Linked DNA regions of Mus musculus: regions 1 and 3 are each linked to region 2. A link is a loop called in an ENCODE intact Hi-C map of the cell type or tissue named here. Cell type or tissue: left cerebral cortex. All regions are shown on one strand. Region 1 overlaps Slc1a1 (solute carrier family 1 (neuronal/epithelial high affinity glutamate transporter, system Xag), member 1). Region 2 holds the start of Slc1a1 (solute carrier family 1 (neuronal/epithelial high affinity glutamate transporter, system Xag), member 1). Region 3 overlaps Slc1a1 (solute carrier family 1 (neuronal/epithelial high affinity glutamate transporter, system Xag), member 1).

What was found. Hi-C counts contacts between places; a loop is a spot of excess contacts. Peaks named below come from ENCODE experiments on the same cell type or tissue, not always from the same donor. Only the 100,000 strongest peaks of a DNase experiment are listed, where the experiment ranks them.
Region 1: it touches region 2 in a loop (4-fold over the local background); 2 of 42 quality-filtered maps call a loop at or near these places.
Region 3: it touches region 2 in a loop (2.1-fold over the local background); 5 of 42 quality-filtered maps call a loop at or near these places.

What each region holds. Positions count from the first base shown.
Region 1 is chr19:28,898,575-28,906,574 of GRCm38, forward strand. Slc1a1 (solute carrier family 1 (neuronal/epithelial high affinity glutamate transporter, system Xag), member 1) reads left to right here. Exons shown (of 12, transcript NM_009199.3): 7 at 2,868-3,052; 8 at 4,112-4,219; 9 at 6,038-6,160; 10 at 6,759-6,953. Among named protein-coding and RNA genes, the nearest start is that of Gm52404, 56 kb to the left of the region's middle. In left cerebral cortex, no CTCF peak of the experiment used is centred here; DNase peaks (open chromatin) are centred at 2,418, 4,420 and 5,915; H3K27ac peaks cover 3,513 bases.
Region 2 is chr19:28,830,138-28,838,137 of GRCm38, forward strand. Slc1a1 (solute carrier family 1 (neuronal/epithelial high affinity glutamate transporter, system Xag), member 1) reads left to right here and starts at 4,998. Exons shown (of 12, transcript NM_009199.3): 1 at 4,998-5,195. The coding sequence starts at 5,105. The region is part of intron 2 of Gm52404 (a long non-coding RNA gene); the gene reads right to left. In left cerebral cortex, a CTCF peak has its summit at 4,980; DNase peaks (open chromatin) are centred at 4,522, 4,982, 5,540, 7,011 and 1 more place; H3K4me3 peaks cover 2,892 bases; H3K27ac peaks cover 2,569 bases.
Region 3 is chr19:28,881,990-28,889,989 of GRCm38, forward strand. All of the region lies in intron 2 of Slc1a1 (solute carrier family 1 (neuronal/epithelial high affinity glutamate transporter, system Xag), member 1), which reads left to right. Among named protein-coding and RNA genes, the nearest start is that of Gm52404, 40 kb to the left of the region's middle. In left cerebral cortex, a CTCF peak has its summit at 1,348 (motif pointing left); DNase peaks (open chromatin) are centred at 1,328, 4,620 and 6,735; H3K27ac peaks cover 1,872 bases.

The DNA.
Region 1 (8,000 bases), 68 kb after region 2:
TGGCCCGTTATGCGTCAGTTCCAGCTATAACCTTTTTTCCCTGCTAATGATAGAATTTCACTCATCCTGATGGCTAAATCAGACACCACATTTTCTCTATCTGCCATTCACCTGTCAGTGGGCACCTAAGCCATACATGTCTATGCTGTGTGGACAGTGCTGTGATGCACATGAATGTATAGGTGTCTCTGCGCTGTGGGGATGAGTGTGCACCTCCGAGTGGTACTGCTAGATCACATCTGGACCCTTGCTGGCGCTTATTTTCATGATGACTGAGGTTGGATAGAATCTCGGTGGACTTTTAATTTGTATTTCCCTGATGGTGAAGGATATTGTACGTTTTTCATATATTTATGGGCTATCTGTTGATTTGACTATATAAAATGGACAGAAGCATATTAGCAAAATGCTCTATCATGTTTCTAAGTACAAGAATGCTGTGATGCACTTTGCAGAAAAAAATATATCTGTTAAAAAGCTTTATTCGGGCATGTTGTAGTCCTGCTAGCTATGAACTCCATGCTAGTGAATCAACAGTGAAAGCCAGATGTCTCTAAATAGAAACACACACTAAGCAATGCCATGCCCTGATTGCTTGATATGAACAATGTGGCAAGGCATGTATACTTCTCCATGCTGACATGGTGTTCATGGGAACTGTATGGAACAAGAGTACCAGGAATAGAGCATCACAGAGTGGACACGGTGAGCCTGAGCTACTCCAAATGCTTGGGTACCTTGGGGACTGCCTGATGATTACAAGGCTATCAACACAGAATACAACCCCGAACCTCTCTGCCTGTATGTGATTCTGAGTCCAGACCGTCTTGGACTTCAGAAGAGCCCACAGCATGTGTTCTTGGTAGCAGACCGCTTCTCTGAATGGGGTCCAGTATCACACCAGAGTCAAGCACCTCCAGTGTTTCTTCAGCAAACTCAGGAATGTTCTGCTGAGTAAGAAACACAGCGGCCAGTCATCCCCATTCGTAGATTTTGTCACCAGAGGAGTAGACCATAAAAAAATCAATAGGCTTTGAGAGCTATGGCTATTTCACACTGTGAAATTGGAGAATCTCATTTGTGGACCTGAGGTGGCACTTTGTAGTAGGCCCACAGTAGACTTCTGAATGGTCTAGAAGGAAATAATTGTTCTGGGTCTGAGGGGGAGGGGAAGTGGGGAGAGAAAGGGAGGCGAGAGAAATGGAGGGAGATATTAAATGATTGATTTATGGAAAAGAATATTCAGTCAATTTAGTAATTAAAGCTGGGTTGATGGGACAAGCTTGTAATCCTGGCACTTGAGAGGTTAAGGCAAGATCATGAGTTTGAAGCCACCATGGGCTACTGATGGCTTTGTGGGCTAAAAGCACTTGCTGCTTTTCAAGAGGATCTGGGTTTGGTTCCTAGCACCTACACTGGGTAGCTCATGACTATCTGTATTGTAGCTCCAGGAAATCTGATATCCTCTTCTGGCCTCGTGGGCATCCCCATATACACAACACACACACAAATACACACACAATAATAATAATGATAATGATAATAATAATAACAGTAACAAATAAGTGCATAAATGAAACTTAAATTCAAGATAGGCTATCATTGGCTCCCTGCTCCCTACTGCAAAAAAAACAAAAAAAAAAAACAAAAAAAAAAAACAAACCCTTAATTTCTCCCAAATATAGCCATGGGTTCTCTGTTACGAGGCTTCTTCAGTTTTACAGCTTGCCTCCCAGGGTGAGGGGCTCTCCTCTACCCAGATCCACCTTTCACTTGCTTCTTATTCCCGTCTTTTGACAAGGTTCCACAGAGTGCTCTGCGCACCCTCCATGTGGGGATTGCTGCTGCACACTGGAAGTAGAACAGCAGAAGACAGATATGATATCTGTCCTCAGGCAGGGAGTGGTGCATGTCATCATCACAGAGGCCATGTTGCTTTGGGAGCATGTGAGGGCCACTAAGGATAAGGAAGGACTCATTGAAGCAGGTTACAGGAAGAGGCCCAGCGCATCACAACCTCTGCCTTTGGTGTGCATCTTTCTCGGGCATGCTTTGTCTCCTGGGTATCTACCCCTCACCTAGTTTTCCCTAATTTCACAGACATTCATGTCCTAGAATGTATGTACATACATTCATGCATAGAGAGGCTATGAGTTGATTACCTATAGTCTCAGCATTGGCTCGGGTTTCTCCTAGCTGGTCCTGTCTCTCCAGCTACATTTTAAGACCTTACACCATAGCCTGTGCAGTTAGAACATTCTAGCTGTTCCATAAACATTTTTTTTCATAAATGAGAAGTGACTGGTACCCCAGTGACTCATCAGCATAATTCTTTATAGACCTGGCCTATCCTACAGAGATTATGCTTACCCCTTAGTAAATTGCATGCTATTTTTTGATCAGAATGAAGTGATGAAATGATTCATACTATCAGATGTCTGGCTAGTTTTCATCTCTTTAAAATCCCATTGGTCACATGAGACCCAAGGCAGCAATGACTGTCCCTCAGCTTCCTTATCGGGAAGGACCAGATGGTATAATGTCCTCTGAATGTTCACGCTGGTAAACACCATGTAGTTCTTGCATTGTTAATTTCTATCTTTTTAAAAAGAAGCTTCCAAATGTCGCTAGTGGTTAACCCTGAAAAATGCCTCGATTATAAAATTCATAAAAACGTGCGACACCGCAGCATTGGGATTTTTCAAAAGACATGTTCATGGAGGAGCTTGTTAAGGAGACAAAGCCCCATAAACCTCAGTGGTGGGGGACAAAGTGTTTCCCATGCAGACTTCCCTCGCTGTCGTTTTACTTCTCAGAACTCTGACTCCCACCATGCTTCAGTACGTTTCCTTGGGTTTGATCCACAGAACAAGACAAAGGAATACAAGATCGTGGGCCTGTACTCAGACGGCATCAATGTCCTGGGCTTGATTATCTTCTGCCTCGTCTTTGGCCTTGTCATTGGGAAAATGGGAGAAAAGGGGCAGATTCTGGTGGACTTCTTCAATGCCTTGAGTGACGCCACCATGAAAATCGTCCAGATCATCATGTGGTGAGCAGTGCTGACTAACGCCGTATCGTTCCCACAGATAATGCCTTCTCAGACCTGGGAAGAGGAGGCTTATGCTCCTATGTGGGTCCTTCCTAGAGAAGGCAGACATTTAAAATCAAGATTGGGGGCATTACCCAATTTCACAACCTCCTCAGCAATTAATCTAGACCTAAAAGTCTGTCAGCCATTGTCTCTTGCCCAGAATCCTGGAGAGCATCTTGCACCTACCCAGCCTTCCTGTCAGTAGGGATATCAGAAAGTACTGGAGTACCTGAACACGAAGTGCTTCTTCTTAGGCCCGAGGTAGAAACGAAATCCAGAATATCACCAGCTGTTCTAGCCTAGGTCTGACCACATCTGATGAAAAAGCTGCTCTCTAGCATCCAGAGACACTGCGTGTCTGTCCCGCCTGTGAGATGCCCTGAAAGTTCAGGTCTCCTGAGAGACCTCTGCCACCCCTTAGCTCATGTGGAACTAGCTCAACATTTTATAATCTAAATAGTAGAGATTGACAGGAAAATATCCAGTAGCGACAGCCAAGGAAGTCATTTAATCTCACTAAAACCTCAGCTCTGTCATCTGTGAGAAAAGAATAATAAAACCAAGCCCAGGGCTAGGGGAAGAGCATTAAGTGAAGTGATGTGTGTCAAATGCTTCCCCAGCATAGGGCATAGCTAAATAGAGCTTTACAAATGGAGCTGCTGTGGCCACACACAGTGTGGTTCCTGTCGCCTTTCCAATGACACTTGAGAAGCAAGATGATCATGGCTGGAATGACCTGCTCATGTGAGATGAAGAGATAGAACATCCAATGGGGGGGGTGTGGATGCTGCATGTGTGCTTCTGTGGCACACATTCTTACCAGAACCCCCTTAATTTGGGGGGGAGGGGTGCTGGACTCAAAGCTGAGCCCTTGGCTTCTTGATTATAGCCTGTGGTTCTCCCAGGGGAGAGCACATGTCCACTGAGCATGCCCACACTAGCTGGTTCCCTCCCCAGCAACCTGTCTGAGAAGACCTGTGACATCTGAATTGTGCCTTTCTTGTGTTTGCTTTCTAGCTACATGCCGATTGGCATTTTGTTCCTAATTGCTGGGAAGATCATAGAAGTTGAAGACTGGGAAATATTCCGCAAGCTGGGCCTTTACATGGCCACTGTCCTGAGCGGGTATGTCTGACTCAAGAGAAGAGACAGAGCTCCCTGCAGATACATTGGGGTTACTGGAGAAAGGCCAGGGTGCGGCTGGTTAGATGTAGCTTTTCTCCCATGGAGGAGAGCAGGGCATCAAGGCTGTCCTTTAACAGCTGTACCGTAGGTGGATCATGCTGTGCTAATCGCCAGCTCCTGGCAGAACAGCTTGGACCAGACTTTGCCACACACTTCATTGCTTGTGTTTAAAACAAGAGGAAAAGCTCATGTGTAGGCTCTTGGGGCTATCTCCTATCCCTTACTTCCTTAAGAATATAAATGAATCAGGCAGGCAAGGATACCTCCCACATATCCCAGGGCTGAAAGGAATTAAGAACCTGGATAAATTCCATCTTCCGCAAGTAGGAGTAGGAGGGCTGGGTTTGGGTCTGAGATTCTTGCTGAGCTGGTGGCTACTGCCGTTGTCTTGTGTCAGAAGGGTGTCCAGATGTTAGGGCTGTTTAGTAAGTGTCTGAGACCTTTCAGAAGCCATAAAACAAACAGGAAAGGTGCCAGGGTTGAATCTCTTGCACAGTTCTTACAGCCAAGCTGTTTGCTCCTTAAGAAGAGATGCTATAGTTTCTGAATGGTGCCTCCCTCCAAACGTGCCCGGCAAGGCCAGGGTGGTTCTATCCGCTGAGAAATATGGGGCAATAGGATGAGTAAAAGATGCTGATTTAATTCCCACGGGCCAATCAGCCACCTTGAGCCATCAGATTCCCTCTCAGAACCTCACCACATTGAGGCGTTCCCACAACACAGCATTAGTTGTTAACCTGGTGTGCCGGAGAACACAGCTTTCCAGCTCTGCAGAAGCAGCCTGGTCCAGCAGTGTGTGGGACAGAGTTGAACTGCAAGACCACAGAGATGAGAGAGGCGGGACTTCTACTTTCTATTAGCCCTGAGCTGGAGCTGTTGCTGAGCCAGGCCATACCAGGGGTGGGGGTGGGAGGGGGGAGAAGTGGCTGTCTGGGATAATAAGCCATTTTTAATGGGGTTCTGTTGAGTTCTTGTCTCTTGTTCTATTTATGTTTCTAGCAGAAAACTAAACAGCGTAGTGAAGATCTCATGATTCTTTGCACTAAGAGGACTGTCTCCTCATACTCTCAAGATTGCTCTTTGTAGAGCTCACTGTTCGCTGTGCATTGTCTAGCTGAACAGTCAGCTCATCACTTAAATGTACACGCATCTGCTAGTGAGTCTCGTGTAGCCAGCCTCTTTTAGGGCAATCCGTAGATTCCTAAGTGAAGCACTCTGGGAGCACAGGAATAATGAAGAAGTTGGAGACAGTCCTAAAGTGCAAGTTTCTCCTTGTTGCAACTCTGACCTCCCTCTTAGGTAGTAGATGCCATTCCAGAGCTCGGTCCAGAGGACGTGGTGGGGTGGCCTGTGAGGAGAGCTATAATGAGGTATCATGGTTGGGGACAAATGTGTCCTTGAAGGGAGAGTCGGCTCAGCCAGGGAAGGTATGGGACATTTCTGTAGAAGGTGGCAGAGATGATCAGTGCACGAAGTGCAGGAATGCATTGCAGGGACAGAGCAGATGACGTGACGCTCAGCGAGCTTGGGAATCTAAATTTATCTTCAGAATTTGCTAATAACTCTGACAAGGTGTTTCTTCTGCTAAGCAAGCCTTGACATCCCCATCGGTGGAATGGGGACATCTGTTCGCTGTCAGACGCCCCTGTCTCACTGGGTCTTTGTGAAAGTTTAAAGATGTCGTGATTTTTAAAGCTGACTAAAAAGCAGGATCGGTGTGCAGACGTGGTATTGAGATTTTCTTCCTCTTGTTTGCAGGCTTGCAATCCACTCCCTCATAGTTCTGCCCCTGCTCTATTTCATAGTTGTGCGGAAGAACCCTTTCCGCTTTGCCTTGGGTATGGCGCAGGCTCTCCTGACAGCTCTCATGATCTCGTCCAGGTAACCAGGAGGAGAAGTGTTTGGGAGAAGCCGCCAGATAGTGCTCTGATAGCTTTTGGTGAAGATGACTGCAGCTTCTAGTTTTGATAGGCACCTTTGAGAGATGGTGCCTAAACTTTCTGTCTATCTTCTTGAATGTATTGTATTTCTCTACCGTTCCAAGTACTTCTTATACTCTCCATGTGGCCTGATACCCAGGAAAGATTCTGACGGGGGGGGGGGGGGAGCGGGGGGGGGGGCGGGCAGTGGTAGGCACAGCACCTCCTGTTTTTTGGTCTGGCCAAAAGTACCAGCATATGGACTGGGGAGGACCCAGGTTCAATTCCCAGCACCCACATAATGGCTCATGATTGCCTGTAACTCCAGTTCCTGGAAATCTAACACCCTCTTTGGGCCTCTGAGGGCACCAAGCATAAGGATATATATTCAGCAAAACATAAATACCATACACATAAAATAAAATTAGAATAAATTATTTTCTTAATTACCAGCATGCTTTGGGGCCCTTTTTTCACCTTTTAGGAAATGAGGATCTTTTGGGGGTGGAAACTGAGGCCTGGCCTTCTTAGACCTAAAGTCTTTTCTCTTGATCCCACAGTTCGGCAACCCTGCCAGTTACATTCCGCTGTGCGGAAGAAAAGAACCAGGTAGACAAGAGGATCACGAGATTTGTGCTGCCTGTTGGTGCCACCATCAACATGGACGGCACTGCGCTCTACGAAGCTGTGGCAGCCGTGTTTATTGCGCAACTGAATGGCTTGGACCTAAGCATTGGGCAGATCGTCACCATCAGGTGAGGTACAATGGCGCTCTCACTACATCACTGCTTGGACTGCCTCCAGCAAACACGGTCCGTGGAGAGAAACCGAGAAGGGCCCAGAAATGGTTCTGCTGGTCTATAAGTCCCTTGCCCAAGACGTGGTGGGGTAGATTCATGGCGCATGCAATTCCTGCTTCAGGAGATGGATTGCTGAAGCAGCTCTCTGTTCAGTTCACTGTGGCCAACAGGTGCCAGACAGTTGACACACCAAAGATTCAAGGTTGAATCTAGCACCAGTTCTTGCTCAAACGGGAGTTCCTGGTGGACAAGGGTTAGATACCCAAATAAATGCTGGGTTTGTGATAGGACTCTCACAGAAAATTGATGGGGAATCATGGGGGCCCCAACGAGAGAAGGATCAAACATACCTGGGAAGAGGAAAGGAGGATTCCTAGAGGAGAAAACAGTATGGATAAAGCTTAGATGAATGGGAATAGCAAGAAAAGACAAAGGATAAGTGCTCAGAACAGCAGAAATATCTCAGAACCCAGCAAGAGTCCAGATTATTATCATATGATAAACAGATTTTCATTTTAAAGATAATTAGCAGTATGGTGGGAGGCTTGGATGGGAGCAGGGACCACAAACTAGAAGATCAGTAAGTCCTCAAATGGCCTAGATCAAGACCTACACTGGGCATACCTCAGAGTTAGTGAATCAGAGAGCCAGTGTCTGGATTTAAGAGAATGCTTATAAGGTCCTGGTGCCTACACAGTGAGTCCGCAGTAAATGCAAGGAATGGGTGACATTATTTGGGAAGAGTTTGTAGAGAAGAGGGAACTGAGGAAGAAACCTCATAAAATCCTATTAGAGGTAGATGAAGGGGAAAAGGGTGGAGGGAGAAACCAGGTGGGAGGAAAACAGGGCCATCGAGGAAACCTGGGGTCAAGAGGTTTGCTTTCAAAGATTAAAATGCCCCATGTCTGATGCCAAGAAAAGTTCAAGTCAAATGAAGCCTGAACATTGATTAAGGAGGTAGGAGAAATGACATTGGTGGTGAGTTCCATTGGAGTTGTGTCC
Region 2 (8,000 bases):
TGGCTGGCTGGCTAAAAGTTGATGAGTGCACTTGAAATTGGAAGGAATAGTGGAAACTTCCTAGGGAGTGTAGATGCCTGCCCCTTTTAATCCCAGCACTCAGGAGGCAGAGGCAGGTGGATTTCTGAGTTCAAGGCCAGCCTGGTCTACAAAGTGAGTTCCAGGACAGCCAGGGCGATACAGAGGAACCCTGTCTCAAAAAACCAAAAAGAGAGAGAGAGAGAGAATAAGCTTGGCAAGAGGGCAGGAGAGAACAACATCACAATGAACAGTCGCAGTTCTTTCATGTGTCACTAGAGTTGTGCTCTATACATGTCACTTATGAGTGATCAGTGACTCTGTCCTCATTGATCAAACACCCTGCCCAGTTTTATAACTTACTTTTGACATTTTAAAGCATAGCCTTATACCAGCCCTGGTGCACACACCTGTAATCCCAGCACCTGAGAGGTGGGAGTGGAAGAATCAGGAGTTCAGGATTATCCTAGGCTACATAGTGAGCTGGAGACCAGCCTGGGCTACACAAAACATTGTCTCAAAAACAAACAAACAAACAAACAAACAAGCAAATAAACGAAGTATTGAATCTGTACCAAGCAGTCTTAAATCTGTGTGTACCAAATAATATTTCCCATGCCAGTCCCACATAATTTGATATTCTTATTTTTAAGAGCCACAGTCTTGCTAGTCAAGTCCTCAAACTTAAGATCTTCCCATCTCAGCCTGTAGTGCTAGGATGCACACCTGTGCCTATAAGGCAATATTCTGCTACAATATTGCCATTCTCTGGGTGACATTGTGCTATCAACCGACCTCTCCAGTTGAGAGGCAGACAAAGTGATGAATCAGAGAAAGATTTGACAGAATAGCATATGCCCAATTCTCACAAAAACAGAGAGCAGAAAGGCTTATGAGGTAACTTAAGAGAGAACAGCTTGGAGAGGAGAGGAGGCAGTTTTACCTGAAGAGTTTTACAGAGAACAAGATTGAAGAGAAAACAAGCTAGGCACAGGTAAACACAGAGCCAGAGAATGAGAAGGAGCCAGAAGATATGGCCAAAGTTAGTATGAGAACAAGCAGAGCAATTCTGTCAGAAGCTGAAAGAGAACAACTTGAATCAGTCAGTGTGGAGATGAGTTTAGCCAGGAAACTGAGTTGAACCAGTCAGCCGGAGTTCAGAAAGAACTATAAAGGGTGATCTTTTTCAGCAGAAAGTCTGAGAGGCTGAAAACATTCTAGGTCTAGATTAGATTGTATGGAGGCTAGAAGCTCTCATAACCCTCTGTTGTTCCTCTCACACTCCATTAACACTAATCCCCCTCCTCTTTCTACTTTCATGTCTTATCTGATGAGATCCACTAGGCTTGTTTACAGCAACCATTCTCTGATTTGGCACTGCTCAGTGGGAGGGGAAGTCATCCTGGTTACTGTAAATTTGGACAGAAGCCACAGCTGGGAGGTCCAAAGCACTACCACAAGCTCTGCTGTTGTTTTTCAACACAGATATGATGTGTCTGTCAACAACTAAATAGCTATGTGTGTGCCCACAGGTTAGTGCTGTCATCAGCTCTGCTCAGAAAAGCTCCCTACAACAGTCTTTAGTGAAGACAGAAACTCAACACTGGTCAAGAAGTTCTGATAAACTACATCAAAAATTACATACTCATCTTCAAGAAAGAAAATCATAGTGTTTTCTAGCTGGATGGATGATAGATAATAGTGGGTAGATGATGTTGGTGGACAGATATATGATAGGTAGATAGGTAGAGATGGCATTATCTAGCTAGCTGGATGGATGATAGCTAGATGATACTGAGTAGATAGATAGATGATAGATATAGATAGATAGATAGATGATAGATAGATAGATAGATAGATAGATAGATAGATAGATAATGATGAAGATAGATGAAGGATAGATAGATAATGATGAAGATAGATGATGGATAGATAGATAGATAGATAGATAGATAGATAGACAGACAGACTGGTAGATAGATATGATGATAGGTAGATAGACAGACAGACAGACAGATGTCATGCACAGCTACTACCTTATATGGTGTCTTGAGAAAAGGAAGCAGAAGCTAAGGAAGGTTAGGTAAATTGCTCAAAGTCACACATCTTGTATGAAGCAACTGCAAACGTTTAGTTTTTCTCTCCTATGTGCTGGTTTGTCTATGCTTGATAAAATGTATTTGTTCTTCAGTTTTTCCCAGTAAGCAATAAAGCCCGTTGAAGCACAGATTTCAAGGGCGTGTAAGAATAATAAACTTATTTCAGCCAATTCAGCTTTGTAAGAACACTGAAGAGTTCCCGTGGCAGTTAATGTCTCTGGTTTGTAATGCCAAACTCGAGATCAGAAGATAAAGAAGAGCCCAAGTCCAAGAGCATCTGGTACACCCGAAGTGTCCTCAGGGTTTACAGCCACTGTCACCAGAGGCTACCTGAGAAACTGATGGTCACTGGTGTGCCTGTGGCCTCCTCTATCACAGCTGCGTGAAACCATGGAACCATTTCTGCCTTAGGAGGGTGAACTGCAGCCATCAAATCACCCCAAAAAGGCTAGCCAGAAAGAGTTGGCCTTTGGTTTCTGGGTGTCTTTTTCATTTCAGATCAGGCTGTCACCTGCTGCTTAACAGTGTATGACAAAGTCAAAGTCTCTTTCCTTTAATCACTAACTAGATATCTCCGTGAGCCAACAGTAAAAGGGAAACGGTAACAATAAGGAACACCAGTTTCTTAGAAGAAGGAGGAGGGAACCATTGCATGAGAGAAACTTACTGATGGAAATCAACCTAAAGTTTCTCTGGATAAAGTCTGAAAGACTTAGGAGTAAAAGGAAGGTGTTCACATTTATTGTGGAAAAACAGCTCTAGCACTTCTTTCTCCTTGATTTCAGGTTCTAATGGCAGGAAAGTGAATTTTATCTTCCAGGCATGGGTGTGTTGCATTCAGGGGAAATGGCTCTCAACTACCATTCCATCTGACAACATTTGTGTCCATGGAGATACAAAGGTAGAAGATAGGAAAGATACATAGATTAGATGGGGAGAGAGCACACACACATGCATTAGGGGACTTCAACTTTGCAGGGTATTGCGTGTCCCCACCATTTCTTTGTTGGTTTAGGCTGAGAAATCCCAATGAAGTATGAGACGTCAGCCATAGCAACGGTGAATTTAGGAGTTTACTCCCCTGCTCTCATAAAATGGATGTTGAGCATAGCTCATTAAGGCCTCAAGTGTCATCTGCAAGTGGAGAGGATGAACCCTTAAGGAAACCCACCCCCAAAAAAACCCCAAAAAACTTTGAGTCAAGCAAACCAGTGACTGGAGCAACTTCTCATTAGAGCTCTGGGTGCCTCCCCCCGCCCTCAACATTCCCATATAGGAGGAATTAGTTCAATGACCAGACACGGAGGTGGGCTTCTCACTTCAATCCCTCCTCCTCCTCTGTCCTGTAGAGTGAATCTTTTTCTTTCTTTCTTTCTTTTTTTTAGAAAGCTTTCTTTCTTTCTTTCTTTCTTTCTTTCTTTCTTTCTTTCTTTCTTTCTTTCTTTCTTTCTTTCTTTCTTTCTTATGAGTACTCTGCTGCTGTCTTCAGACACACCAGAAGAGGGCATTGGATCTCATTACAGATGGTTGTGAGTCACCATGTGGTTGCTGGGAATTGAACTCAGGACCTCTGGAAGAGCAGTCAGTGCTCTTACCCGCTGAGCCATCTCTCCAGTCTTTTCCTTGATAGTTTGCCCTCTTCGGGAATTTTTATTCCCAGCTCTTCCCCCAAGAAACCAGTAATCTCGAGGGAGTTTCCTCTCTCCTGATTTTTTTCTTTTTTTCTTTTGAGAATTTAACACCTGGAAAGGAGGTGAGATCATTCATAGTATAGTGTGCATGGTTAATAATGCTTAATCCATTGTCTTTTGAAGGGTTTTTAAAAATCACTCTGAACCAAAAGAATGAGGCTTTAATTGGGGGATTCTAGTGGTCGAGTAATCTGGTCAAGGAGAGTCCCCTGACAGCCAACTAAAGAGTAAACCCCAGAATGCAAAAAGGGCACAGGGCTCACTTAGTTAGTGATATGCTAAGGAGATAAGAGTCTGTTTAAAACCTGGCGTGGTGGCACACGCCTTTAATCCCAGCACTCAGGAGGCAGAGGAAGGCGGATTTCTGAGTTCGAGGCCAGGCTGGTCTACAAAGTGAGCTCCAGGATAGCCAGGGCTATACAGAGAAATCCTGTCTCAAAAAACCAAAAAAAAAAAAAAAAAAAAAAAAAAAAAAGGAGTCTGCTTAAGTAAGAGTAAAACCAGAATAAGAAATTCAGGTAGCAAAGTGTGTGACCACACTAACCCAGATTCTCCCAACTACACCCTGTAAGGTATTTGGCCTTGGGGATAGAATAGGCCCGCCCACCTTCCCACACCAGCAGGCCTTAATTACCCAGTAATGGCCACAAGGCGAGTCCCTAGGGGTGCATTTGTTAAGTTGTGCAAGAGATGACCACGCCCACGCGCAAGGTGTACAACCAAGCCTTGGTCCGGGCAGATCCTGTCTGACCCTCGAGTCAGAGAATAATCCCGCAGGGAATATCAGAGAATTAAATAGTCCCGCAGGTAATATCAGAGATCACGTGGGGAAAAAAAACCCCAAAGCTGCTGACAGTGCGTCACCCCAAAGCTGCTCTGACAGTGTGTCCCTTCTTGTGGCTCTGAAGCCTGAGGCCCAAGGCAGAAACGCGTCCCATATCAAATCCCTTCGCACTGGGCTAGGGCTGTGCGTCCCCAAGGAGACTGGTGAGGATCGTAGTGGGTCAGAAGCTCCTCGGTGGGACACCTCCACCGGGAGCCCAAGGGGACTTGATCGCCCCACGCGCACCATCCCGCCGGGACGCTCCGCCCTCCGTCTCGCTGGTTGGCCCGGTCGCTGCAGCGAGCGGCGGCGGGAGGAGCCAGGCGCGCCCGCCACGCAAAACCACCGTGCTCGGTCCCCAGCGGCAGTGGCAGCGCTGACAGCGGCCGGTGCGCGTTGTCTCCACTGTGCCCTGCATCCCGCATCTCGCATCGGCCAGGCTACCCGACTCATCGCAAACGTCAGTGCTCACCATGGGGAAGCCCACGAGCTCGGGATGTGACTGGCGCCGCTTCCTACGGAATCACTGGCTGCTGCTCTCCACCGTGGCCGCCGTGGTACTAGGTGAGTCGCGCGCGGGGGCACCAGGCGCGTGCCCGAGGCCAGGCCGCGTGCGGGACCGGGTGGGCTCGGCGTGGCACGCGCTGCCCGCATTCCCCGGTACTGGGCCCCCAAGCTCCAGATCAACCAGAGCGCTTTGGTGTCACCCGGGGGAAACAATGTTCTTAACCCCCTCCCTCCCCCATACTGGTGCTCCACGGGCTGCTGTCTCTGCTTTCTCCAAAATGATCAGAGGGCGCGTGAAAGGTGGGCAGGGGTCCTTTGAAAACAAGCGGGGTTAAATGGGGTTTAATTTGATCTTCATCCTTAACTGTTCCCACCACTTGCACACACCACCATCACCACCACCACCATCACCTTCGTGCCCAACCGCGACTGTATGAATTACTGTTCTCTGTCAGATTTAAAGAGACATCTGAGCCCGCGGAATGGTGGAGACCTTGGGAATGTTGGAGCAGAGGGTAGATACCTTCTTAGAGGGTACCTCTCCAGTCAGATTCATGCCTCATTTCTGAGCCAGCAGTTGTGGTTCACTGAGGCCACAGGGAACCAGCGCTGAGAGAACCCAACCCCCTTCTTCCTCCTGGGCAAGCTGCTCACCACGTTTTTCTATCGAAAATAATATAAGCTGCTTTTATTTGTTTTCACACTTGGGTGTATTTAAGTGGCCCATGCCTGACATACCGCTGAGCCAGGACTAGGTGGATGTCCGGGCCATTGCTCAGAGATTTGAGTTACTTGTGTTTAGAATCTCATTTTCTGGCCAGGTTGTCTGTATAACCTAAACTTGGCAATGTGCTGTAGGGTGGGAACCCTGTGGGTCTTCACACCCCAGGTGGGGCCATCCAGCAGGTAAGGACAGGTGCACCTTGAGAGAAAGTGGATTCCTAGCCAGGCTCCACCCTCTATCTGGAAGTTACAGCTGCCTCTGCTGGAAAGGGGACGATGGGGCAGCCCCTTCTCCCTGGGCACTGCACCTTGCTCCTGAGTCTGGGAATGCTTGGTGTTGCCTGCTCCTGTCCAAGGTCTTCCCCGCCAAAAATAAAATGCCTTTGGAAGTTAATGGAATCCTTGGGGTCACATGGGTTCCTCCAGAACCTTATGCAAAGGGAAGTCAGGCTTCCAGTAAATAAATAACATCCTGAATCGCATTAACAGAGGATGTTGGTGGGAGGAGAGGAGTGCAAAAGAACCCACTAGTGTCCACTTTCCCAGTGCCAAGTGGTTTAGGGCGTTTTGGGGAAAGGTTTATCACTACATTTAAAGAACAGCTCCTACCAAGGGACTGAATGGATCAGAAGACATAGCCTTGCTTGTTTTCCCAATGATGAAGACAGAATTTATTTTTAAATCTGTTTTGAAAGCCTTGGAGGTGAGCAAAGCTTGTGGCTCCTTCCCAGTTCTGTGTGTCTGAAGCCCTGGGCACTGCAGAGATCCCACTAGGTCACCAAGTGCTTGCCACCAGCAGTTGGCATGAGTGTGGGTGCCCCACAGTTCACATACCAGTTCACTAGAGCCTGCTCCAGAAAGGAAGCCTACCGGTTAGTTGCTCATTGGCCTTTGGACCAGTTGAATAAGCAAAGTCCTCAGGCCAAGAAAGGGTTTGTTTCCTCTTATTTTGCAGGCATGACCTGTGGTCTCGAGTGGACCTGGTTTTAGTGTAGGTGAACCACAGGAACTTGATTCTGGAATTTAGTTTTGAGCCCATAAATTCGCCATGTAAAATTGCAAGTGCCCTGCTGAGGTCTTACAGGCAGTCAGTCCCTTGCTCTTCTCCACTCTGGTATGAGAAACCTCCTGCTTAGAATACCATCGGGGTGCTCGAGCAGACACTTGCTGGGGTCCTCCTCCCTGCTACTCCGAGAACCTTTGCTCTGAATGAAAACTCGAACCTCCCATTGCTCAGACGACACTGGCCGGCCTGGTTAACAAGCAATGGGATCCAAACCCCTGGTCCTAGGTATCTGTTAGCCCTTACTGCGTTACGATGGTCAGCTGTTCTGCAGCTGCCAGAACTGAGCAAGCAAAATTACCAGAGCTCTCACAAAGCCTTCTTTTGGGAGGGTTTTTTTTTTTTGCATGTAGACATTAAAAAAGAAACAAAACAAAACAAAACAAAAATGTTAAACGCTGTTAGTTCCTTAGTGAAATCTTCTGAGTATATGAGTATATCTATGGAAATATTTGGCCCCCAAGATAAGTCAGCAGCTATGACTCTGCAAAATATTTTGGTCAGTGAAACTAAGAGCAAAGTCCCCCTGCCACACACAGACACAGACACACAGACACAAACAGAGAGAGAGAGAGAGAGAGAGAGAGAGAGAGGGTGGTACAAGCCAAGCCTGTATGTAGAAGCAGGAAGATCAAGAGTTCAAGGTCAGCCTCAACTACATAGTGAGTTTGAGACTAGTCTGAGCTATATGAGACGGTTTCAGAAAATGTGTGTGTATGTTTTGCTTAAAGCCTCTGAGTTTCTGAGATACAGCTTGTGAGGGAAAGTACAATTAAAGATCACTTTCATTAGATGTGTGCCGTTAACTTGGATTTTAATGGCCAAGGAGAGATGCGTTGAGATAAATGTTTGACAAATCCTTATTTGCCAGATTGGAATTAAGTAGATGACTGTTTTTGATAATTTCTGTGAAACCCTACAAAATTCTGAAAATAATATTTTTGCCTGAGAGGATCGTTTTAATTGAGTTCACCGTAACTCTTAAAAACATTCCTGGACCCCATAGTGCAGGAGAATAAGCACAGAGCCTAGTCAGGAGCCCTGGACTTGAGTCTGGGTGCTGCTATCTAGATAGG
Region 3 (8,000 bases), 52 kb after region 2:
TGTTTGTTTTGTTTTTTTTTTTGTTTTGTTTTTTTTTTAGGGGAACGTGTAGTGTTTTTGAGATGTTTCTTTGTCTTGCTTTGTATTTTCTGTTGTTTAAGAAGGAACCGGAGCTTGGACGGGCTCTTCTCTGTGTGCTTCAGGCTTTGCCTCTGCTATTCCCTGCTTCCTTTCCTGCCCCAGGTCTTTTCCCTGACAGAGCAATGTTACTTTTACCCTGGCATGCCAGTCCTTCTTATACAAGCACTGTATGCATCCTAAGGCAATACCCTAAACCATTCCTGGTGGAGGAACACACACACACACACACACACACACACACACACACACACACAGAGGGAGGGGGTGGACAGGGCAACAGGAGGTAGTGTCAGGGCAGCTGGGAGTTTGGAGTGGGCTTAAACCAGTTCTCTGGGAATAGGTAGACATGGAAGAATCCCTAAGACTCAAACCCCAAACTAATAGAGTGAGCCTCCTGCAGGAAAAACAACAGCAAAACCAAACCAAACTAAAATGTAATCTGCCATCAAAGTATCCGTGGAATGAAAATGCATATTTTATAGCTGCTTTTCTTCCTTCCTTCCTTCCTTCCTTCCTTCCTTCCTTCCTTCCTTCCTTCCTTCCTCTCTCTCTCTCTCTCTCTCTCTCTCTCTCTCTCTCTTTCTTTCTTTCTTTCTGACATCAAGCATCCTTCTTGGTGATGTGTGGTTAGGAAAGTATACTTAATAGGGAAGTTTGAATTTAGACTTGATATTAAATTGTATGGGGTGATCTTAACCATTTAGTCAAAAGGTGACGATGATACACAGGTATGTACACAAAATGCCCTTATCTTCTAAATGTATATGGAACTATGTAGAGATGAACTGACATATTATCTCAAATTTGCCTTAGAATGGAAGAGGGAGCCATGGTATCGTGACCGAAATTTTCGAGACTGGGAGGCATAGAAAGCAGAAAGTTTCACCAGGATTTAACATCCTGAAGGAAGGGTACCTTCCTGCCATGGTGAAAATGTGTGCTTATGCCCTTTGAAAGTTTCAGTTCGTAAGCCAAATTCTATCAAACCAGCAGAAAAATTGGGGGAGAAACGAACCTGCCAGAGAAATAGTGGCTCTGGGAAAACTCAGGAGCAGGTCCACATGACCCACAGTTTATATCTGGGTTGCATCTCTTCAATACATTAAGTCTGATGGCTGGAGCCTCCCCCCACCAGCACAAGAAAATATCAGCTTTTCCCACCCCACTCTGAGATTCCAAGGCACAGCTGCCTGGATGTTCTTAGCTGCCACCCAGGTTGTAGCTGTGCTCCATTAGGCTCAGCTGTGCCCCCTGCTGGCTGCTATGGCAGCCACCACACACTGATCCTGATAAAGTTCCCCCTTCACTCCAACATCCAATCATGGGGGCTCAACAGTTCTCCAAAGCTTGGATAAGGACAGAGTGTTGCCAAGGACCAGTATCCAGCCACTCCCAAAAAGGGCTATTTAGTGTCTGTGCTCCTCAACGGGGCTCCCCACTTCTTGGCCAGCCTGCCTCCAAGATGGTGAAACTGCTGCCTCCATGTGAAAGAGTTCCAACGTGGCACACCTCAGCCTAACACACAACTCCTGATTCAAAAAAGGAACGGCTTTATCACTTCACAGACTTCCTGTCCTGGGAAGTGTGTCCTCTTCCTGTAATCTGTGTCACTGGAGACCATCCACCTTAGAGAAGGCCTCCTTTGTCACCTTGAAGGGTTGGTCATTGTGAGCCCCATCAAAGTACTTAACATGAGTACCTTCTGGGTTTTTGGATATTCAGCCAGTGGATCCTGGAGAATGTCCAGCCCAGTGTGGATTGGATTGATGTTGGCTTCTGTGATTGTTTCTTCCTCCAGATCAGGGAAAAGATCCTTTCCTGAAATGCCAGCTGCACACAAGAGCGTACATACATGGCAAGCCAGGAAACATCCCCAGCAAATGGCTCAAGGCACTCCAAGTTCATGCCAAGCCAAGAAAAGTCTTTTCCCCACTCCTCCCCCCTTTCCTCCCCCCAGGCCACCGTGTGTGTGAATTCCAGGACTGAGTTCATTTCCTGAGCAAGACCTATCACCAAACACTAGGCATCAATACAAACTGCCTGCCCTTCATTTGTCAAAGAACACCGGAGCCAGAATAGCACTGGTTGAGAGATCGGGTGTGAATCTGTTGTGAGATTCTCCAGGTTACATTGACTTGGACCTCAGAGAACACACATTATAAAGTGATCGTTACTCTAACTTCTACATTAGGACTGCACAATGTTTCTGGTTTGGCCCACACCATGAAAAGAAACCTCTCCTTTCCCATTACTCTTTAACCAGGAAAAAAAAAAAAAGAAGAAGAAGAAGGCCTATATGACCTTATATGGCCTTACGACAGGTGTAGAAACTCAAGCTGTAACCCTAGCAAGTGGGAGGAGAGGCAGGAGAATCAGAAATTTAAGGCCAGCCTTGGCTACATAGTAACACCTTAATTTGGAAGCTAATTTGGGCTACATAAGACCCTGTATAAAGAAAGAGCTGCTTAATGTCTTGGAAAGATGCTGTAACATGGAAAGGATGGAAGAGAACACACAAAGCAGACCAGGCTGAAGGACCTGAGGAACCCCACTGGCTACACTGACTCTTGTAAACCTGATACATCAGGTTGTTTTGTCTGGAGAAGGCATCCTTTTTAATATGCAAGCTTTGTTATTAAAAAAAAAACTTAAAAATGAAAAGGCATTTTTCACACGCCAAAACTAACCAGACTCAAAGTCTACATTCTTTCCATATTCATTTACTCATGGTCTGCTATATTCTAGAAACAATCTTATATCCAGTGGAAAGAATCATGCCAGGCACATCTCTCAGACAAGGTTTGTTCAGTTTTAATCTCCAAAGGTGTATTATAACCTCAAGTGCATGAAACCTAATGAGAAAACAAACACACACTTGTAAGAGGGTGGATTCCAGCCATCCCTGTTCATGGAACCGAGGCCTCCCAGTAACCAGGTCTGGGTGTCTCATGCTGACAAGAAGATTTGAAGGTGCGTGTGCCACTTAGTTGTACAACTCGGTATTCGCTAGACACCTCTGCTTGTAACCCCAGGTGGCTGAGAGCTTGAATGAGAACATCAGACGGAAAGCAAGCCTGTGAGCTTTCCCTGGAACTTCATGAGTGTATTCCACTCAGCTTTTTAATGAAATCACTATTTCAAGATGATTTAGAGACTGAAAGGAAGCCCTGTGTTGGAGAAGGCAAAGGTGCAGACCAACACACTAAAGTCCATGAATAACACCCAGAGCCACTAGGCTCTCCCTGCATTTTAAATGTCCCCCTTTCCCTCTCCCACCCTTGGTTGGGAACTCGGCAATGAGCCTGGACAACTTTAAAAAGATGAGCTAAACCTCTCAGAGATCAAGGACGTAGCTTTGAAGAGAGGATTTATTCTATTAGTTTGAGTCCCGTAGTGCTTTTCTCACAAGGAAAGGGGCATAGCCTCTAAAAGCCATAGCCCTTCTGTAGGCATGCCACTTGCACAGTGACAGAATAGCAAGTGACAGATAAATGTCCCCACTTCAGTCTCTTCCTAAGACACTGAGCCCCAGAGTATCAAGCACAAGTGAGCAGGCCATCTGTGCTAGGAGGATTCAGAGCTGTGTAAGTTTGACTATAAGAAACCCCTGCAAAGGAGAGTATAATACTGCAGAGAGTCTCTTCAATGTTCTAAAATTATGGACCAAGAAGACCACTGACTCATTCTGTTTTCAGCTGGCCGGGCCCTGTGTTACATCCACAATATATAAAGTTAAGGCCTAGCCTAATGAAAAAGAGGTTATCGAAATGCTTTGTGGGAATAAGGCAGTATAAGAAGGAATCTTGAGGGAAGGCTAAAAATCAAGAGAGAAGGGAAGGGAATTTAATACAGAAGGGATTGAAAGAAGCAATAGTTACTCAGGATAGAAAGAAGTAAGTCTTCAACTAGAGTTCTAGAAGCATGGGGGAGGGAGGGTAAAGTGGGAAAATGCGCACAAGACTTCCTATAATTCACTAAGGTCCCCGACAAGCCTGCAGAGTCAGGAAGAGAGTTCCAGCAGTGACTTCCACATGCAGTGGTCTCTGCAAATGGACACTTGGAGCAAGCTCCTTGTGTGTTAACAGGGGAGTCAGACGTGGGAGCCACACTGCCTGGCTTTCAACGTGGATTCTGCCATCCACTCTGAAACCTTAGCTACATTGCTGATGCTCAACTGTTAAAAAAAAAAAACAAAACAAAAAAAAAAACATATCCTGGTGCTTTTCATTAACTGTCAAAAGGTTTCTAGAAGGTTTGTGAACTGGCCAGAAATTGCAGTGGTCAGTAATAGGATTCAGCTAACCACATGTGAAGACAGGAAGGCTATCTGTCATTCAAGAAATGCAACCAATAGTAAGAGACTCTGTCCACAGCTTGGAACATTCACTAGCATAGAATGAGTTCTACTTAGAAGTCTTTGCTACCAACTGTATAGAGAGAGCTGCAGAGGGGAAAATACAGTTGTGTTATGAAACAAAAATATCTCACTTAGCTGTATGCTAGCTGTTGCTGTAAAAGCATTTATGTGGATCCTGAGAGAGAACAGCTGAGTTCTTCAGATCCTCTGTACTGTGTTGAAGGCATTCATTCAGTGATAAGCCTTAAGAAGAGCTTGTGGGGTCTTCTGAATAGCTGGCCCCAACCACCGACGCCATTATATTCTGTGATGCTGCAAAAACTCAAACAGCACTAGTCTTGCTGAGGAATCATCTCCTATGTGTGTGCATGTACACATTTGTGTATATAGAGAGTCCACAGGTCAATATTAGGTGCCTTCCTCTATCATTTTACACATGTGTTTTTGGAGACAGGATCCACAACTGAACCTGGAATTTCCCATTTCATCTAGACTGGCTGACCAGCAAGATCCCAGCGCCCTGCTATCTTCCCCACATCATTCTGGGTTATAGACTTATACCATCACACACTTAGCTTTTCCTGTGAGTGCTAAGGATCCAAACTCCTGTCCTTTGGCTTGCATAGCAAGCCCTTTAGCCATTGAACCATCTCCCTGGCTCCCACTTCCTGTTTCCTGATAGGCTTTGAGCCAGACAGCATAGGGCTACAGAGTAGCTCTTCTTTAATGCCATCTGAGGATGAGTTTATTTTGTTAACTTCACAGAATAGTGTAGTTATGTTGCAACCCTTTCAAAGGGAGTTCTTTGTATGTGTGTTCTTAGGAAATATAGATGCCACAGGTGAAGCATATACATTCTAGATGTTCCCTCTGCCTTTTCCTGTCCCAGAATTATTCATCTTGATAGCTGAGATCTCCAGTGCCCTAGATTAACAAAATGTGATTGTCCCCGGCTTTGTTTTCTCTAAAGAATAGAAAAAATTGTTTCATCAGTTTAAAAATGGTAACATGTTTGTTTACTCCTTGTTGCAACCCTAAGAAGTAGCAAAGTGGGCGGGGCTTATCTCCATCTGTAGAGCTCTCTCCAAACCGGAGCTTGGAACAAGATTAAACCATTTTCCCCAAGATCACATAAATCACTGGGCAGCACCTGGAACCGATGAATTCCATTCTAGAACATTCTGCTGCCCAGAAGGCTGGGGTAGACAACCATACTTTCTAAAACACGTACGCGCGCGCGCGCGTGCGTGCGTGTGTGTGTGTGTGTGTGTGTGTGTGTGTGTAAGAGAGAGAGAGAGAGAGAGAGAGAGAGAGAGAGAGAGAGAGAGAGAGAGAGAGAGAGAAACTTTATGGGGCTTATAGCCTAGAGAAAAAGTCAAATGTTAGTGAGTCCATTTATTTTTATTTTTAAGTGATGCCATGCATGGACACCTGGAGATCAGAGAAGGACCCCAAGGAAAGGACTTAAAAACCAGATGAGGAGTGGGGGAGAAGCAGCTGGGGAGGAAGGGAGTGAGTGGAAGCCTTGAGGAGTTTGACCTGAGTTTTTAATAAGAGGCCAGGGGAGGGATGTACCCAGTCCGGCAGGCACACATGCAGGCTGGAGAGATGCCTGTGGGCTCTCACCTTCCAGAGTAAGGATTTTCTATTTTATTTTCAATGCCACTGGGAGATTATACTGGAGTGTGTAATGTTTGATGTTTTAAAGGATGTATCTTAATGATTATGTAGTGGAGGATGGAGGGAGGGAGGACGGATGTGAGTATACCTATGAAGTGTGTTATGTCACTCAGAGACACAAGTCACCAACCACTGATGACACAGTTGTAGACACCAGCTCTATACAGGCCGTGCAAACCCACATTGGTCGGTGTGCTCCTCACTATCAACTTGAACTCCTTCAGTTGAATTCAGGCTTTTAAAGTGCACTGTGTTGAGTAAATCGAGTTTGGGAGCAAAGCCCATGCTTACTTTCGGCTGGTGACAGAGCTAGACTCACCCACAGAGTGGGCTAACTCCTGTGTGACACTGACTTGTGTCCATTCAGAACCCTGAAGCATTAGCATATGCCTGGAGTTTATCTTGACACCTTGACTATATGGTACAGAGACTGTCATGAAAACTTCATTCTCAGGTGGGTGGCTGCTTCATCAGAGACTCTGAGGAGTCGCTTGTCTAGGATGTTTATTTTTAAAGCCTGCTATTGTTTAGCCCACCCTGCTTCCTTTGTAGTGTTGTTATAAAAAGTTCTGATGATTATTCCCCAATGGCTGGATGCCAACATCCCCAGCTCACTCCTCACAGCCTCCTCCTGAGGCAAATAAAGAAAATGCCTTTTTCCTAAAATAAAGAGCCAGCAGGTGACCTGAACTTCTAAGGACAACCTTGAGTTCTGTCCCTGTTTCCAGGCCACAGCCTCAAAACTGTCTCTGACCATGAGGAGTGAGTGATCTAGGCTTGTCTTCTATCCCATTCTAGCATGTCTGTCCTGGTGTCCTTTGCCTAGTGACACCTCCAGCTTTTATGAGGGCTCTGCTCCAGGGCGTCATGAAACGTCTCATTATTAAGCAGTATGGAGAACCTTCTAACCTGCCACAGACCTATCTAGCCTGTTTAAGCCATAGTAAATAAATGTCATGGGAGTGGAAATTACAAAACTAATGTTTGAATGACTCTTATGAACTGGGTGCACAGTAATGAAGAAAATTAAGTTGAGGGACACCAAGAGGCTAAACATGATCTTTTGTGGGCTTTTAAAAATTTTACCGGGCGTGGTGGCGCACGCCTTTAATCCCAGCACTCAGGAGGCAGAGGCAGGCAGATTTCTGAGTTCAAGGCCAGCCTGGTCTACAAAGTGAGCTCCAGGACAGCCAGGGCTATACAGAGAAACCCTGTATAAATTCATTGGCTGCTCTGGGAACTGAACCAGGACACTTTGTGTAGGACCTTTCTAAGGAGCTTGCCTGCTCACCTCTGCAGTGCTCACCCAGTGGACCTTGGAAACAAACTGTGGGTGCTGGGGATGACCTACATAGAACAGTGTGACTCTTCCTGTCACGTGGAAAGCTCAGAGTACAGGCATTCACAGAGAACTTTATTCACTGCATTGCCAATCTAAGGAAGAAAAGGGGTCAGGACTTGAAATAGTAGGGAACCTGTATGCTAGAGAATGTAACTTACTGTCTACTCCCCCCCCCCCCCCCCCGCTGTGATGGCACCGAGAAGAGGCTTCAAGGAGTTTCCTTAATGGAGTTGAGTCTGAAGTTTGTTCCCTTGGCATGGCTAAATGCTCACTTAGTGCTCAACAGTCTGGGAATGTGTAAAGATTGCACTGTGTTGTCTGTACATGGGATGGCCGTCGGTCACATATGGTTATTTGAATAGAGATTAATTTCAATTAAGTATAAAATTCTAATTCGATGCTTCTGTCACTTAGACACCTGTCATGTGTTCGATAGCCAGATGTAGCTTGAGGCTACTTCAGTGGATAACGTAAATGCAGATAATTTCAACACCATAGGAAGGACCACTGTGCAATGCTGGTCTGATATTTTAGAGCACA